Linked DNA regions of Homo sapiens: region 1 is linked to region 2. A link is a loop called in an ENCODE intact Hi-C map of the cell type or tissue named here. Cell type or tissue: ascending aorta. All regions are shown on one strand.

Region 1 (8,000 bases), 94 kb after region 2:
CCACTGCAGCGGGAGCGGGTGCCTTGTGCCAAACGTTGTGCACACCGACTTCCCTACCTGCTTCCTCTTTCCATGCTCATTGTTTCTCAGCCAGATCTTTCACATCTTATTTATAAGTCATTTAAAAACCCTCACCTCATTTAAAGTCTCTTTGTACACCATCTTAAGGCCTTTCTGGAACAGTCTGAGATATAAGTAAATACACAAATAAGAGCATGGCCTTCCCAGTGAGGCAGACCTGGGCTTAAATCTCAGCTTCATCCTCTCGGGTAAGTGGCTTAACCTTTCTGCAGCATAACCTCTTAAGCCATAGAAAGGGGCCCAGGATGCCCTGTGGGATTGCTGTGACCTTTACGTGAGATGATGTACGTGGGGAATTCATCAGCCCCTTTTGTCTTATTGAGGCACAGTGCAGTTACTCATCTTGAGCAAGGTCCCCTGAGTCCCAGCCCAATTTTCTAGAATTTTATTTTACCAAGTTTCAGAGAAACCCCATCTATATTCTGAGGAATTTTAAATACAACACCTTATTCTACCAAATAAAGACTTTACTGGAAAAATAAAAAGCATGTGTAGAATATTTATGTAGTGGCTAATGCTCCATTAATGTTAACACCAAAATAGGAAATAGACTTTCCCAATAAAATTAAACCTAATTTCCATTTATTTGGAAATATCTACATATACAAGAAGATAGAAAGTTTAATTCAGTAAACACCCATGTACTCACTATTTACTGCTTAAAAAAATAGGTCATACGCTGAGTGTGGTGCCTCATGCCTGTAATCCCAGCACTTCGGGAGGCCAAGGTGGATGGATTGCCTGAGCTCAGGAATTCAAGACCAGCCTGGGCAACACGGTGAAACCCCGTCTCTACTAAAATACAAAAAATTAGCAGGGCGTAGAGAATTTTTGTGTTCCCTACTAAAATACAAAAAATTAGCCTGTAATCCCAGCTACTTGGGAGGCTGAGACAAAAGAATCACTTGAACCTGGGAGGTGGAGGTTGCAGTGAGCCGAGATCACTCCACTGCATTCTAGCCTGGGCAACAGAGCAAGACTCCATCTCAAAATAAATAAATAAATAAATAAATAAATAAATAGGTCATTCACAATATAGTTGAAGCCCCGGCACTTCTCTCCCTGAATTCATCGTCCCCTCCACCAGCAGGACCACTTGCCTCAATTGGGAGTTTGTCAGCATTTCTTTGTACTGTTATAATATATTCCTAAAGTCTATTCAGTATTGTTTTAAGTATTTGTAAACTTCAAGTGGTATCCTAAGGTATGCATCATTCTAAAACTTGCAATTTTTTGTTTTGTTGTTTAACTCAATGTTTGTAAGATTCATAAGTTTTAAATGAGTAACTCTAGTTGTTTCATTTTTACTGTTGTATAATATTCTATTGTATGGCTAGTCCTTGATACATATATCAGTTTCTTCTGGTGATATTAATAGACTATGGATTCAGTTTTCTAAATTTTTGTTACAAACAATACTGCTCTGAATATTCTTGTAAATGCCTCCTATACACCCTAGAGATACACTCATATAGGAGGCTGAATTGTCAGATATATACTTCTTCGTCTTCACTAGATATCCCCAAACTGTTTTTCAAAGTTGCTAAACCAGTTTACATGCCCACCAACAATGTATAAGAGTTTCTGAGGGGCCACTTTCTTGCCTATGCTAGATAATGTTTGACTCTTAATTCTGCCATTCTGTTGATAAAAATAGTTGGATGTAAGATAGTATCTCATTGTAATTTAAAATTTTTATCTTCCTGATTACTAATGATGATGAGCATCTCTTCATACTTATATTTCCTCTCCTGTAAATTTCTTTTTCAAATCATTTCCCCGGCTTTGTTTTTGGCTGTCTTCTTACTGATGTTTAAAAAAATTTTGTTTTATGTTCTGGTTACTAGTATTTTTGGGTTTTTATGTTTTAGATTTCATCTCTCCAGCTCTGGGCCTTTTTCTCTTTTATTACAGTGCTCTTTGCTTTTTTTTGTTTTGTTTTTGGTGAATAGAAGCTATAATTTTAAAGTCAAAGTGATTAATCTTTTATTTCATGGTTGTATATTTTGATGAGTAGACATTTGTATGTTTATGTGATAAAACATCATGCTGCCAAATTAATGTACTATTCTAAATAGTAGGGCATAAAACATAAAAGTAATGAAATATGTCACTGGCTGTGAGTATCTTGTAACCATGAGTAATCGTCCATCTATATTATATAACAGAAAAACTATGAAAGAGATTTTTGATTGATTTTGATTGTAACGTAGGGATATTGTTTGGGGGGGATAATTCACCAAATATAAAAGACTTTATCTTCCTCATGCCAACATTATAATCTTGTGTTTTTCGTGGAGCTATCTGGAAAAAACCAGTGGAGGTATCTGGAAATGAACACAGATAGCTGTCAATGTCTGGGTCCAGGCATGATAGCTGAGTCTTGGGTGGGTGTTGTTACCTTCCACGAGGTAAGTGTTCCACCGGTGTTTGTTGAGTAAATGGATATGTAATAGAGTCTGCAGGAGGGGCCATTAAAGAAGCAGGAATTGAAGTTAGCAACAGACAAGTCTGCTCAAAAGAATAGACTAGTGGTTCTCAACCCTGGCTAAACCCAAGGAGATAAAAAGTTGAAGACACTTGGGCCCCATTCTTAGAGATTTTAGAGATTCCAGTTATCTTGGTGTCAAATAGGACCCAGGCATTGATATATTTTTAAAGTTCCCCAGGTACTTCTAATATGAAGCCCAGGTTGAGAACTTCTAGACCAGAGGATTGGAAGCAGGAAGGAGAAGGGAAGCTCATGGGCTGCCCAGTGAGCTCTTGGGCCCTGAAAGGTCCAGGGTATCAGAGTTGCCAGGAGGTGCTGGAGGGCAGCCAGACCACAGCCAGGTAAGGCTGGAGGCTGGAGTGAGGGCAGCGCCAGCCAGCAGGGCCCACAACTGAGAGGGGACAGAAGGAAGAGAGTGTTCTGGGTGTGCTAAGCACAGTTGGCAGGGGAGAGAGGGTGGGATGGGACAGAGTTTCCCAGCATAGAGCAGGGAGGCCCAGCCTCACAGTGGGATCACCTAGAGGCTGCAGGGCCAGTCCCTTTCTGACTGGAAGCCAGAGGACAGACAGGGGCCCATTAAAAAGGCAAAAGGCAGACACAACCTTTGTTTACCCAGAGCTCAGACGAATAAAGAACTAAGTTTGGCCTGAGAATGGAGGGTGGACAGGGCACATATTGAGATCATTAAATGCTATTTTTAAATCAGAGCCAACAGGGCAGCAGACAGAGTTGATGAAGAGCATTTAAAAGTGCCTATTTCTGTGCCCACAGCTGGTGTCTTTTCAGTGTGAAATGATCTTCACCGTGGACCCGTCACAAAGTGCAAGTCAAGCTTGCCTTAAGCTGTGTGTGTGCGAACACTCAGTACTGTAGATGGTGGGAAGGAAGGGATTCTAAAGGAGAAGTCATTGAAGTGGGGAAGATTCAGACTCTGAGTTTTGGAACTCAGACATTCCACCCCCACCTGGACACACACGCACATGCACACGCATGCATACCCTTTTTCTTCTTGGTGCTGGGCCAGCCCTGTTAACAGACTACCAGGCACAAGCAGGGATCGCCAGGCACTGCATCATCTGTTTTGCAGAGTCTGAATGGAGTCCAGAAGCCATACCAGAAAGATGAGTGCTGCAGAATTAATGCTTCCAATTTTGGAGCATAATGGAAGAGCAGTGCACTGGGAGTTAGGAAGAATGAAGTCTCAATCTTCACTCTGTTACTTAAAAGCTGTCTGTTCTTTTCAGTTTAATTCAATTCCACAAAGCATTTACTGAGCATCTTGTAGATGCTGGGGATAAAATTGTGAAAAAGACAGAGACTATGTCCTCAAGAAACTCACAGTCTTGCCAAGGAGTGAGATATTTAAATGAGTAACAAAATCAGTGCTATGAATACAGGAGTACTGAGGAGAGAAATCACTGGTTCTTCTTTGGGTGAAGTTGGACTTGAACCATTGTCAGAGGGCAAGGGCGTTGGAGCAGGCCCTTGAAGGATGCGTTAGCTGCTGAGGCAGGAAAGGGCTTTCCAGGTCAACTGCTTTCCTTCCTGAATCCTTAGCTTCCCTCTTGTCTGAGGAAGGCTCTAAAACTCGATGCCAAGTTACTTAACAAAATTCCTGAAGCTGAAACTATTAAGAGCTGCAGCAATCACCTCTAGAGAATGTGGTGGCGTGACAGGTGAATTAACCAACCTGAACTACCTTGATTTCTCTCGTGAGTTTGCCTCTTCCATCTGCCTACCCTGCACCAGCTGGGTTGTATCGTGGAGTTCCCTTTCTATTGAAGTGAAGCCAAGCTGAGTTTTTTTCTTGATCATTGCAGTGTATTTTCCCACTTGCTTTCATTGCTGTAGTTCCTACTCATAGTGGTGTTTTTGTTTAGTTTTTGCTAAATCTCTGTTCTTGGTTGTTCAGAAAGTGGGCAAGCCAATGTTTGATTTTCCCAAGTCACAGATCTTATTACGTTAATCCTTTGCTCAAACACCTGCAATGTGATTGGTGCTTAGAGATTAAAAAAGAGAGCTCCTTCCTGTGTCCTCTGAGGATCTGACCCCAGCCTTCCCAGTCGACCCTTTCTCACACTGCAATCCAGCTCTCTGGACACTTGTTTTCTCCCCACCAGCACCTTCGCTTTCCTGCCTCCATGCCTGTGCCTGTGCTGTTCCCTATGCCTAGAATCTCCTTCCCCAACCCAGTATCTTCGTCCCCCTATTCTTCACCACCTGCCTGCCTTCATGAAGCCTTCCTTGATCTCCCCACCTCCCAAACCAGAAGTATTACCTCCTCTTTCTCAACTTCAAAGTGGGAGAGAAAATGTCTCTCAACCAGAATTCTATATTCAGCCAAACTTCAAGCAAAAGTGAGTGATAGACGTTTACAGATCAACAAAGACTGAGTGACTTTGCCATAGACCTTCTCTGAATGAAATGATGTATTCCTAATTTTGCAGTCATGGACCCATGTTGCCAGCTTGAGATCAACAATGGTATTTATACCACGGAAGTCAACAAATGCTACAAAATAGTACTTGTGTTTTTTTTTTCATGTGAAAGTGGATTGGTGACCCTGCTTCCATGTATATATGTGTGTATGTTACCATTCACACATGTACACACAAATATTTGACACACTACGAATGTTATACAGCACAGTTAAAACTACGCTGTAGTTCAGCAGTCCTTCCTCATTAGGCTACTGTGGAAACACATGTGGCTAGGAAGTGTGTCTCTCTTCACACTCTGGTCCCACCCTCCCCTCTTCTCAGGTGTTGGAATTATGTTACCTATGCCCCCACCCCTGCATTTGTTTCTCTGACCCTGGCAAACTTGGCCACTTCCTGGAATCAGAGCTAATACACTAATTGAAGAGTCTGTGCATCTGCAGTTGCTCAAAGTTCATTCTTTGAAGTAGAGAATCTTGGCCTGGCTACACAGATGTCAGTAAATTATCTCCTGTTTCTGTTCATAGTTGCTGTTTTATAAATTGGTGAAATGCAGGCAGTTAGACGCCTGTGTCAGAAGCAGAACTCTGCAAACTGCCGTCTGTGAATACACCTGCTACAGGTTTTTTCCTGCTGGTCACTACCTAGTGCCAGCCCTCAGAGTCAGCAAGAACAAGTTCCAGTGTTCTTTTGGGACAGTTGACCTCTTTTGGACACAGAAGCCAAGGCCAGATGACTTGGAGCACAGACCAAGAAGGAAAAGGCAGGCCAAGAGACACAAAGCAAAGTGTGGGTCAGGACTAGAGGAGCTGGTAAACTGAGGCACCCACGCCGGTAGTGCAGGTAGAGTGACAACACGTGGGAGGGAGCACAGTGAAGTGAGGCTGGGAGGAGAGAGGCAAAGGATGCAAAGGATGGTAGAGATACGAGAGGCAGGGGTTTGGAGAATGTCCCTTAGCAGCAACTTTACAGCCCCACTTCCGGGCTCTGCTGTCCTCCCACGAGCTCACAGCATGCCTTCCTGCTGGGTAGGTCAGACAGGAGTTAGAATACTGGATGGCAGGCAGAGAACTGTTGTGGCTATGAGAGAAAGTCGTAGGGTCTTTCCTGCCTTTAGGAAGAAAAATGATATATCTTCTAGCTTGAAAGTTGCTTTTAAAACTCCATGCTGTGACACAGTGGCCATTGCCTGTCTGCCCCTAGGATTACAGGTGTGAATGCGCCTGGCACAATGCCTGGGTCAGAGGGACTTAAGGAATGTTCACAGTCATCAGATATTCTCCTGGTAGAGTCAAAAGTCGCCTGCCCTTCCCCGCCAGCCCACCATGTAAGGTTAGCTGTATCAACACTTCATGCACATATTGATTATTTGGAAAAGTATACAGGCAACTGGGCACAATGGCTCATGCCTGTAATCCCAGCACTTTAGGAGGCCGAGGCGGGCAGATCACCCGAGGTCAGGAGTTTGAAACCACCCTGGCCAACATGGCGAAACCCCATCTCTACTAAAAATACAAAAATTAGCTGTAAGTGGTGGTGGGTGCCTGTAATCCCAGCCACTTGGGAGGCTGAGGCAGGAAAATCACTTGAACCCAGGAGATGGAGGTTGTAGTGAGCCAAGAAGGCACCACTGCACTCCAGCCTGGGCGACAGAGTGAAACTCTGTCAGAAAGAAAGAAAGAAAGAAAAAGAAAGAAAGGAAGGAAGGGAGGGAGGGAGGGGAGGGAGGGGTGGGGAGGGGAAGGAGAGGAAAGAGAGAGAAAGAAAGAGAGAAAGAAAAGTATACAGGCAAGGTATTGGTTAGGGGTGAATTATTATTTTTTGGACAGCCTGTGCCCTTCTTGCAGGAATCCTTCCCTATCTCTTGGCCTTCCAATGCGAGTCACTTTTTATTTTATTCCTTTTAAGCTTCTATTTATGATTTCATTCATTGCTTTATTTTCTGCCACTGAGTGACTCTTTTAGGAGCCTAATTTTGCTGGAGAAATCATTCACAGGTGGTCTTGTTGGAGGGGGCTTTTGTGTGTGGTGGAGGCAGTGAACTCAAGAGAGATCACAGGGCAAGCGAAAAGGTACCCTGGCTTATCAAATTTATCTTAGTATATACTAAATTGGTTTCACTTTTTTTTTTTCAGAGTCTCACTCTGCTGCCCAGGCTGAAGTGTAGTGGTGTGATCTTGGCTCACTGCAGCCTCCACCTCCCGAGTTCAAGCCATTCTCCTGCCTCAGCCTCCCAAGTATCTGGGATTACAGGCGCCCAACACCATGCCTGGCTAATTTTTGTATTTTGAGTAGAAATGGGGTTTCACCATGTTGGCCAGGCTGGTCTCAAACTCCTGGCCTCAAGTGATCCACCTGCCTCGGCCTCCGAAAATGCTGGGATTACAGGCATGAGCCACCATGCCCAACTGGTTTCCCTTTTTAATCATTAATCTTTTTTTTTTTTTTTTTTTTTTTGAGATGGAGTTTTGCTCTTGTTGCCCAGGCTGGAGCGCAATGGCACGGTTTCGGCTTACTGCAACCTCTGCCTCCCAGGTTCAAGCGATTCTCCTGCCTCAGCCTCCCAAGCAGCTGGGATTACAGGCGCCCGCCACCATGCCCAGCTAATTTTTTGTATTTTTAGTAGAGATGGGGTTTCACCATGTTGGCTAGGCTGGTTTTGAACTCCTGACTTCAGGTGATCTGCCCACCTCGGCCTCCCAAAGTGCTGGGATTACAGGCGAGAGCCACCGCATCTGGCCCAATCATTAACTTTTTAATCAGCGTTCTGGCAGTTGCACTGCTTTGGAAAGAGGGTGTCTATTTCAATAACAAAAACTGGCTTGGGAGTGGAGCTGGGTGAAGGGCTGGCAGCCCAGTGACGCAGCAGGTTCTGGTGCTGGTCCTCTCCCAGTAGAGTTGCTCTTGGGGCTGTGCCCCTAGGCTACTGGTGTCAGCACCCACACCTTGCAGGATACTGACTTACTTAGACAAAAGAAGAGTAAGAGAAG
Region 2 (8,000 bases):
GTCACCTACTCTTTCAAGGCTTAATTATTCTTATTTTTTAATGTAGAAAGTTCAACCTAAATTTGTTTCTGGGTGACTTCTAGCTTCATGATTCAGCTCCTAATGTTCTCCACCAGAAGATTGGTTGTAATTTCTGTTTCATCACAGTCTTCTTGCCTTTCAAAGCCTCAGTGAGTGACTGGTGCTTTTTTCTGGGTGGTTTCATTGCATTCCTAGAGAAAACTCTGAAAAAGTAGACATGTGTCATGAGAATATGCATGGCTGTAAATTTCAGTATGTGAAGGCTGTCATTGATAGCTCCATGAAAGGTAATGACTGAAATGCTATATGCATTATCACAGGTAAGCTTTAGGAATCATTAAACCCTGACTTGAACGTTACATCAGGGACTAGTATAGAGACTAGTGTTTTTGCAATTTAACTCTGATGTTGTTTTCCCAGGTCCTAAATTGTCCTTTGGAAGTAGAGCAGATGGTTGCTATGAGGCTTAGTTTTAAATGAATGACTGTCCCCATATCTCAGTCTCAGCCATTTAATGTGGTGTTCTTACAGGCATGGATGGGACAAGGAAACATGGATCTCAGCAGCCTGGAAGGGAACTGTGGGTGGAGGCTATGATGCCAGGAAAGGACTTACTCCTCCAGCTACTGGGAGTGCTGCCAGCAGAAAGCCCTTGGCTCAGCTGACATCTCCTAGGGGCAGTGCCTCAGCTGAAGAGAGCCACCTTGCCCAAGGTCGCTGAGGTGGCCTGCATGTAAAGACTGGTCCATGCTGGGGTATAAAGGCCCACCAGAACAACTCAGAACCCAGCCCCAACTCAGAACAACTCTGAAGCATCATCCCACCTTCAGAATCCTCCCTGCAGGGATGCCTGAGGCTTGGTCAATTTCTCCCTCTGCTCAAGCTTGCCTCCCTCCATTCCCTCCCTTTATTTCCTCCCACAAATGTTGACTACAAGAGCACTTCCTAAAAAGCCTCCCTCTGCCTGCTAAACACCATCTCAGAATCTGCTTCTAGGAGGACCCAACCTGTGCAGAAATTTTATGAGCAATTTGCCTGTCCATTAAAAAATACAGCATAGACTTTTTCCAGGTTAGCTGGAGATGGAGTTTTTTTGTATCAAAAAAAGAGAGCTAAACTGAGAAGAGAAGCAAAGGTAGAAGAATAAGGTTAGACTCTCCCTGTATAACTGAATTTGGGATTGGGAATGATATCTTGCTTCTCTATGAAATTTAGAAACTGTCTTTTGAAGTCTTCATCCAGTCACATCCAAGAGTGGTCCAGGAAGAAAAAGGAAAATAAGAATGAAAAAAAAACAAAAAACAAACCTTAAAATTGGATACTTCTTTGTGCCTTGCATTAAGCCTCTATGTTACTGCCCTTGTCCGTATAAGCAACTCTAGATAAAATCCTTTCTTAGACCATCTAATTTATCTCCCCGTGCCATTGTGAAAATCGGGCAGGAATTACTGCGGGAACCAGTGACTGAATGGGCAGTGGTGTCTCGCAGCTGTAACTCAGAGTTTACAAGGGAAGGATGAACAGCAGCCATCCTTCTAAAGGCATTCTTCCTCTCCTCCAGCACAGCTCAGTCTGTGCATGCCTCACCAAGGAGAATGAGGGAAGGCCTTGTTGACTGCCCAGCCCAGAGTGTGAGGAACAGCAGTTGACATGGGCGGCTGGACGGGATAGAAACCAGCATGAACATTTAGTGACACCTAAGGAAGAGGTGAAAATGGGGGAGAAAGCCAAGAACCATCAGACAGCTTCTTTCTGTTCTTGCCTTGGATCTTAGGGGAACGTATGTGTTCAAGGGTGCCTTCCTCCGCAGGGCCTCCCATCCCTTGGCACAAACTTCCAAACGATGAGTAGACATGGAATGGGCTTCTTCTGAAGACTGGGTCACCATCCAACTCAGCCTTCGGAGTAGGCGGTGGGGCTGGGGGAAGAGGACGGAACCATGAGGTCTCTCCATCACTTCCCGGGTGTGTTGAGAGGCAAGCAAATGCGGTGGGTGGGCCTGGGCTGTAGGGCCCCTGCCATTTCGGGAGGGGCCTCCTGGTGTTTAGCTCTGGGATGTGTGAAAATGTGTTGGTGAAAAGCGAGAGGCTTACACAGCCCTTCAGGGGAAGAGGGGCTGGGGCGCTGGGGGCGGCGTCGGGATGAGTGCAGAAGAGACGAGGCCTCTGGACAGCGGAGGAGGAGGGGAGGGCGCCGAGGCGCGGTGCCAGCTGCCGCGCACAGGGGCCCCGCGGCGGAGCCGAGCCGCGGGCACGCTCTGCCCTGTCGGGAGAGCTCCGGGAGCGGCGGGAGGGGCGGAGGGGCGCAGTGGGGCCCGGGCGGCTGCGGCCGCGGAGCCGGGGCACCTGAGGAGGAAGGAGGGTGGGAGCGAGGGAGGGAGGGGACGGGCGCAGACCGAAAGTGGGGAAAGAAGGTGCAGGCAGGCGGGCAGGCGGGCGGGCGCCCTGGCCCAGGGCCGCGGGTGCGGGAGCCCGGCGAGGTCGAGCTGGGCGGCGGCGGGGGCCGCGCCGAGGGAGGAGGGGAAGGCGGAGGCGCGGGGAGCGTGTTTGGGGCGCCGCGGCGGGGAGGGTGGCGGCCGCTGGTGCGCGCGGGGCGCTGTGTATGCGCGCTCCCCCGCTCGGGGAGGAAGATGGCCCAAAAGGGAAAGTTGGGGTGACGCGCGCGGTCCCCGGAGGCTCGGCGGGGGGCACCGCGGCCAGCCCGACGGAGCGGCGGACACACAGGCCGGGGGGCGCGCAGTCCGGGCGCCGCCGCGGCCGCCCCCTCACTGCAGGTGGCAGCGGGTGCGCTGGGTCCCGGCGGCCGCGGGCGCGGGCGGGCGCGCGGGGGAGCCCGGCCGAGGGATGGGCTGCGCCCCCAGCATCCATGTCTCGCAGAGCGGCGTGATCTACTGCCGGGACTCGGACGAGTCCAGCTCGCCCCGCCAGACCACCAGCGTGTCGCAGGGCCCGGCGGCACCCCTGCCCGGCCTCTTCGTCCAGACCGACGCCGCCGACGCCATCCCCCCGAGCCGCGCGTCGGGACCCCCCAGCGTAGCCCGCGTCCGCAGGGCCCGCACCGAGCTGGGCAGCGGTAGCAGCGCGGGTTCCGCAGCCCCCGCCGCGACCACCAGCAGGGGCCGGAGGCGCCACTGCTGCAGCAGCGCCGAGGCCGAGACTCAGACCTGCTACACCAGCGTGAAGGTAAATGCCCCGCGCTGGCACACGCCGTGGGGGCCGTCCGCCCCGTCGGCGGGGCTCGCACGGGTAGGGGGCTCCGGCGGAGTTGGGTGACCGTGAGGCGGTTGGTTTGGAGAGGTTGTCACTAAGGAGGAGTTTACTTTTCATTTGTGGAGATGATGGGAGCCCAGGAAATGTGGTCAGAAAAAGGCCCCTGGAGGGGTCCTGGAAGCGTCCTTAGCTGGTCCTGGGGGACTGGGCGGGGAAGGGAGCGCAGAAGGAAGCAGGTGGGCTGGCCTGTTCCTCCTTGAGGGCAGGAAGGCTGTGGCTTGGTTTATGCAGGAAGAGGGGTGGGGACCATTGAGAGCATTCGGTGGCCAGTCCTGTTGAATGAAATCTGAGCACTGAGCTGGATTTGCGTGCCTTGTAGGTGACTGGTGCAGTTGCAGCACCAGGATAGATAGTGCCCCATATTCCGATTTTTACCTGGGATTACCAGCCAGGCTGGAGTCTCAGCACAGGAACCGAGCGTAGGGATTTGTGAATGAATGAGTGTTCGTGTTTTAAGAGATGTGGGAACGGAGCAGAGTGGAACCTGTTGTTTGTCACTGTAACGTTTCTCTGGGTTGGCTGCATCCTAGACAGAATTGAGAGAACCGGGCCATGAGTTCGGAGTGTCAGCAGAGCCACCGTGAGGGGACGTGGTTTCCAGTGCAGTACAGCTGTCTGAGGATGATTCTGCACATACAACTGATCTTCCCAGAGAGTGGGATTTTGAGGAAGTGGAAAAAATTGTTTAGATGGTTAAAGCAGTCGCTAAATATTTATTTCTTAAAGACAGAAGAAAAATAATTATTTAAATAGTGTCCTCCCGTATGTTCTCAAAGTACCGTTAAATCCAAGAGGCTTTTCATTGTGTAAATCTGGGCACTGGGTCTTTTTTCCTTTCAGCAAACAAGATAACAATGGCATATCCTATTGTACAGAGAGAAAAAAATACTCCTAATGTCAGATAGAATCACAGCCTTTACCTGGTCAATAGGTTACCAAGAACCATTCCATGGATTATTTGTCAAAGACACATTTGTATTTTTAATAGTTAAAAACTTGGTCTTCATTGGATGAAGGCAGCCCACAGTGGAGGAGTGAGGAGAAGGATAACATGTTTTGGCTTCAATCTGGAAGTCCAAAAGTTTTTTAATGAACCTATTTTTTTTTTAACAGCATCTGATTGTTTAACATGAAGCTTGACTGATGTTTGCTTGTGGTTGCAGTGTTTCTCTGGCAGTAATCATAATCACCATTATAGTAAAAACATCGTTTATTGAGCACCTACTATGTGCCAGGAGTAAGCTTTCTCTCCTAACTATTGAATGTTAACAGTGTGATCTTAGCATAGCATGTCTGAAGACTAGAGTCTAGGATTTATGACAGTACAAACCTACCAGTTGCCCATTCGTTACAGAGGCATGTGCTGAACGCTATACTTTGCTTTTGTCAAGCTCTCTCTCTCTCCCCCTCCCTGTTCACACAAAGTTAGCTTTAGGAGCAATTTTCAGGGATGAAAATGTTAAATTTGGTGAAAATATTAAGTTGGGATATTATCAGTAAAGACCATCCTTTTGCCTGACGGTTGAAGACCTGAAGCAGTAGTTCAAAATTGTGACAGCTCATGAACTTTGTGATACTTTTTTTGGTTGCTCCAGAGAAATTGTGAATTTTTGTTTTCTAGAATATCTATAATCTCAGTTTAGTACTTGGCAACTCTAGCTACTCCATGTTTGTTCAGTAGAAGAAAGAATACTGAATGAACCCATTCTGTACATTTTTAATACTTCCCTCAAGAGGCTGCTTAGAGACCAAATGAAGTAAAAACTGAAGGGACAATGAGCCCCAATTATTAGCAGCTTGTATAAACTTGTATTAATCTCATTGCTACTTGGCTTAAGTATTAAAAGGCTTGACCTGGGTAGGAGTTTAACTCATTTTGCTTTATCAAGAAGATTCCCAAATAAGAGCTTAATTCACTCTAACCCATTACTGGGAATGTTGGAAATGAAACCCCTGGTTCATTGACTTAACACTACTTTGCATTGTGTGGATCTCAGAAAGTATATATTTGAAGTGAAATTTGAGACCAGAGTTATTTATGCAAATCTTACAGAATTATTATCACAGAACTGCCCTAATATATTTAATAGTATCCTTTTAGGCCTGTGACTCGGTGTTGTATTGTCTTTTCTCAATCGTAAAGTTCACATGTTCTGTGCCCTTTTGTTGCTGAGATAATTTTATAAAAACTTTACATTCATTTTTTTGTAGACTAAGCATTCTTTTTTTGCCGTAAGAGTTTGAGATAGTTGCTAGGCACGTGGTGGTGCCCCACCCCTTTCCAAAGCACACAGGTGGAAAAATAAAATCTTTACCATTTGGTCCTGTTTACAGTGGTGGAAGGTTGTAATAGTTTCCACCCCCTCCCCCTGGCCATTTTACATCAATTATGAAGTGTATCCTCATTATCTACTTGGCCTCTGGTATTCCCCAGAGTGCAAAAATGTGTGCTTGATCTCTCTCTCTCTCTTTTCTAGCAATAATTCATCTCATTAAGCTTTTAGAATGATGAGGCATTATGATGTCAAACATGATGTCAACAGGAACCTTCCTGAATACCTAATTTGCAAAAAAAAAAGGGTTATAAGCATTAATAATTCATATGCAGTACAATGATATCACATGGGTTTCCATTTCTGGTAAGAAGTTAGATTTGTCTCCCAATTGCTGTGAAAATGCAACTTCCTAGCAATTTCTTTCCTTTTTGCTTGCCTTTTCAAAAATAGTACTCCAACAGGAGAATCCTGCAGGATGTTCACTCTTGATATTGTGCCAGTTTTGTAATTCTTGTTCAGAAATCCTCAGAGGAGATGGTTGAACCTCTCTCTGGGAAGAACCAGGGATTCTTACAAGTTTTCTCATACCAGCTGTTCCTACTTGGGAGCATCTGGGACTAGACAGCCAGTTGTAGAGAAGAATCGTTATTGACAATATCGTCAACTTGCTATGACCTCTGTGTAGGTTCACTCTTTTGTGGATCAGACACAGGATGTTGTTAGTTTCCAGATGGCAGCATCACCAGCTCCCCGTTTTCCCTCCATTCATACAGAATGTGCTCATTTGTTCATTCAGTATTTGTGGCCAGACTGTGTTGTAGGTGCTAGCGATTCAGGAAATATCCATGAAATTTGGTAAGCAAAGCCTAATGAGGAGGATAAATCTCCTGTAAAATGGTGTGCCTAAGCCAGTTATTAGTGACTGCTATGTTTTCTGTTCCATAGCACTCCAGAATTTGTGAGGATAATCCTGAGTTGACTATATATAAAAGGAAAATAAATAGATATTCCACTGACCTTATGGTAAATAATAATGAGATTTTATTTGGGGGAGGAGTAGAGCTATTTTGGAAAAAAGTCATTTTTGTTTTCTAAGTCAGTGTTTTGGAGTCAAACTTTACGCAAGAATCACCTAGAGAGCTTGTTAAAATATAGATTGCTGGACTCCACTCCCAGAGATTCTGATTTAGTAGGTCTTGGGTGGGGCCTGAGAATTTGAATTTCTAACAAGCTTCCAGGAGATGCTAGTGTTGCTGATCTGGGGACCCCATTTTGAGAACCACTGCTTTTTACAGTGGTGAATTAAATTATCTGTCTGTTGACCAGGCGAATGAGGTGGGGCCACCTCTAGCAGAGTGCATAGTACCACACTGTCTTTATCTGGGGTACTGGTCATAGCACTGCTTTCATCTTAGTTCACTTCTGTATGGGAAACCTGCTATCCCTGTACAGGAAGTCAAAACGCTGAGCCTCCGAGATTGGCTAAAAAGTCTGTAAGTGAGGAGTGTTGGATCATGTAACCAACTCTGGTTTCTTGAGGTTAAGTTTTCCCCAGGATCCTTTTGGGTTTGTACAGGTCCTAATGTCTTGCTTTGCCACCACAACAGAAGTCTAAAGCAAGGCTGGATGTTACATGATACAGGCACATATTCTCTTCTCAGCTCTTGGAATTCTTGCTAGGCCTTTCACCATCATTTTTCATTTTAAAATGAAGTATAAAGTTTAATAAGCTCAAATGAGTCCTGCAAGCTGATTTCATAAAATCCAAGTTTGCCTTCTGCCATTGTATATATGATTACAATTTAGTCCCTTCTTTTCCCAGCACATTAATTAGAATGAATGAGCACATTTTCCTTATTTTCATGACTTTCTTCAGTAGTTCCATGAATTTTTAAGGACTATCAGGTAATTCTTCCTTTTGAAGGAAAGTAAGTCCTCAAGCCAGGATGTAACATAGTATAAGCTGCCAGCTGTTCAGAGATGATATAGTTTCTACTGAAATCCTGTTTTGGTGACCACCAGGTATGGCCTGGGCGCCAGCAGGACAGAATATGCTGGTGAGGGCAGGGCAGATTCTGTGGCACTAAACTGGTCATGGGTAAAGGCCAGTAATCAAAATAATAATCAAAATAGGAAGGAGGGAGTGAGCCCCGTGGAACCAGGTGGGAAGACAGAGTCCAGAGTTTGTTCAACCAGCAAAGTTGGAGGGGGCCAGGGAGCAGGTGGGAATGTTGGGGCCAGGCAGGCAAGGGAAATCTAGAAATTAGTGGTTCAGCAAAGGTGACAGCTGTTGAACCAGGTTGAGACTTCTGATTGGGGAATAAAAGCTGCTTACTTTCTATTCTATTCAGGAGGCTGTGGTGACCAATCGGAGGGCTGTAGGTAACTTTGTGAACCCAGCACCAAATGACACAAGACCAACCAACCAGTTCTT

Evidence for each region. A loop is a pair of places that touch in the nucleus more often than their neighbours do. Peaks named below come from ENCODE experiments on the same cell type or tissue, not always from the same donor. Only the 100,000 strongest peaks of a DNase experiment are listed, where the experiment ranks them.
Region 1: it touches region 2 in a loop (3-fold over the local background); 2 of 110 quality-filtered maps call a loop at or near these places.

The regions. Positions count from the first base shown.
Region 1 is chr5:77,302,500-77,310,499 of GRCh38, forward strand. All of the region lies in intron 1 of PDE8B (phosphodiesterase 8B), which reads left to right. Among named protein-coding and RNA genes, the nearest start is that of PDE8B, 96 kb to the left of the region's middle. In ascending aorta, no CTCF peak of the experiment used is centred here; a DNase peak (open chromatin) is centred at 3,622; H3K27ac peaks cover 4,746 bases.
Region 2 is chr5:77,208,062-77,216,061 of GRCh38, forward strand. It overlaps PDE8B (phosphodiesterase 8B), which reads left to right and starts at 2,619. Exons shown (of 22, transcript NM_003719.5): 1 at 2,619-3,203. The coding sequence starts at 2,865. In ascending aorta, no CTCF peak of the experiment used is centred here; DNase peaks (open chromatin) are centred at 670, 2,470 and 3,494; H3K4me3 peaks cover 2,774 bases; H3K27ac peaks cover 2,323 bases.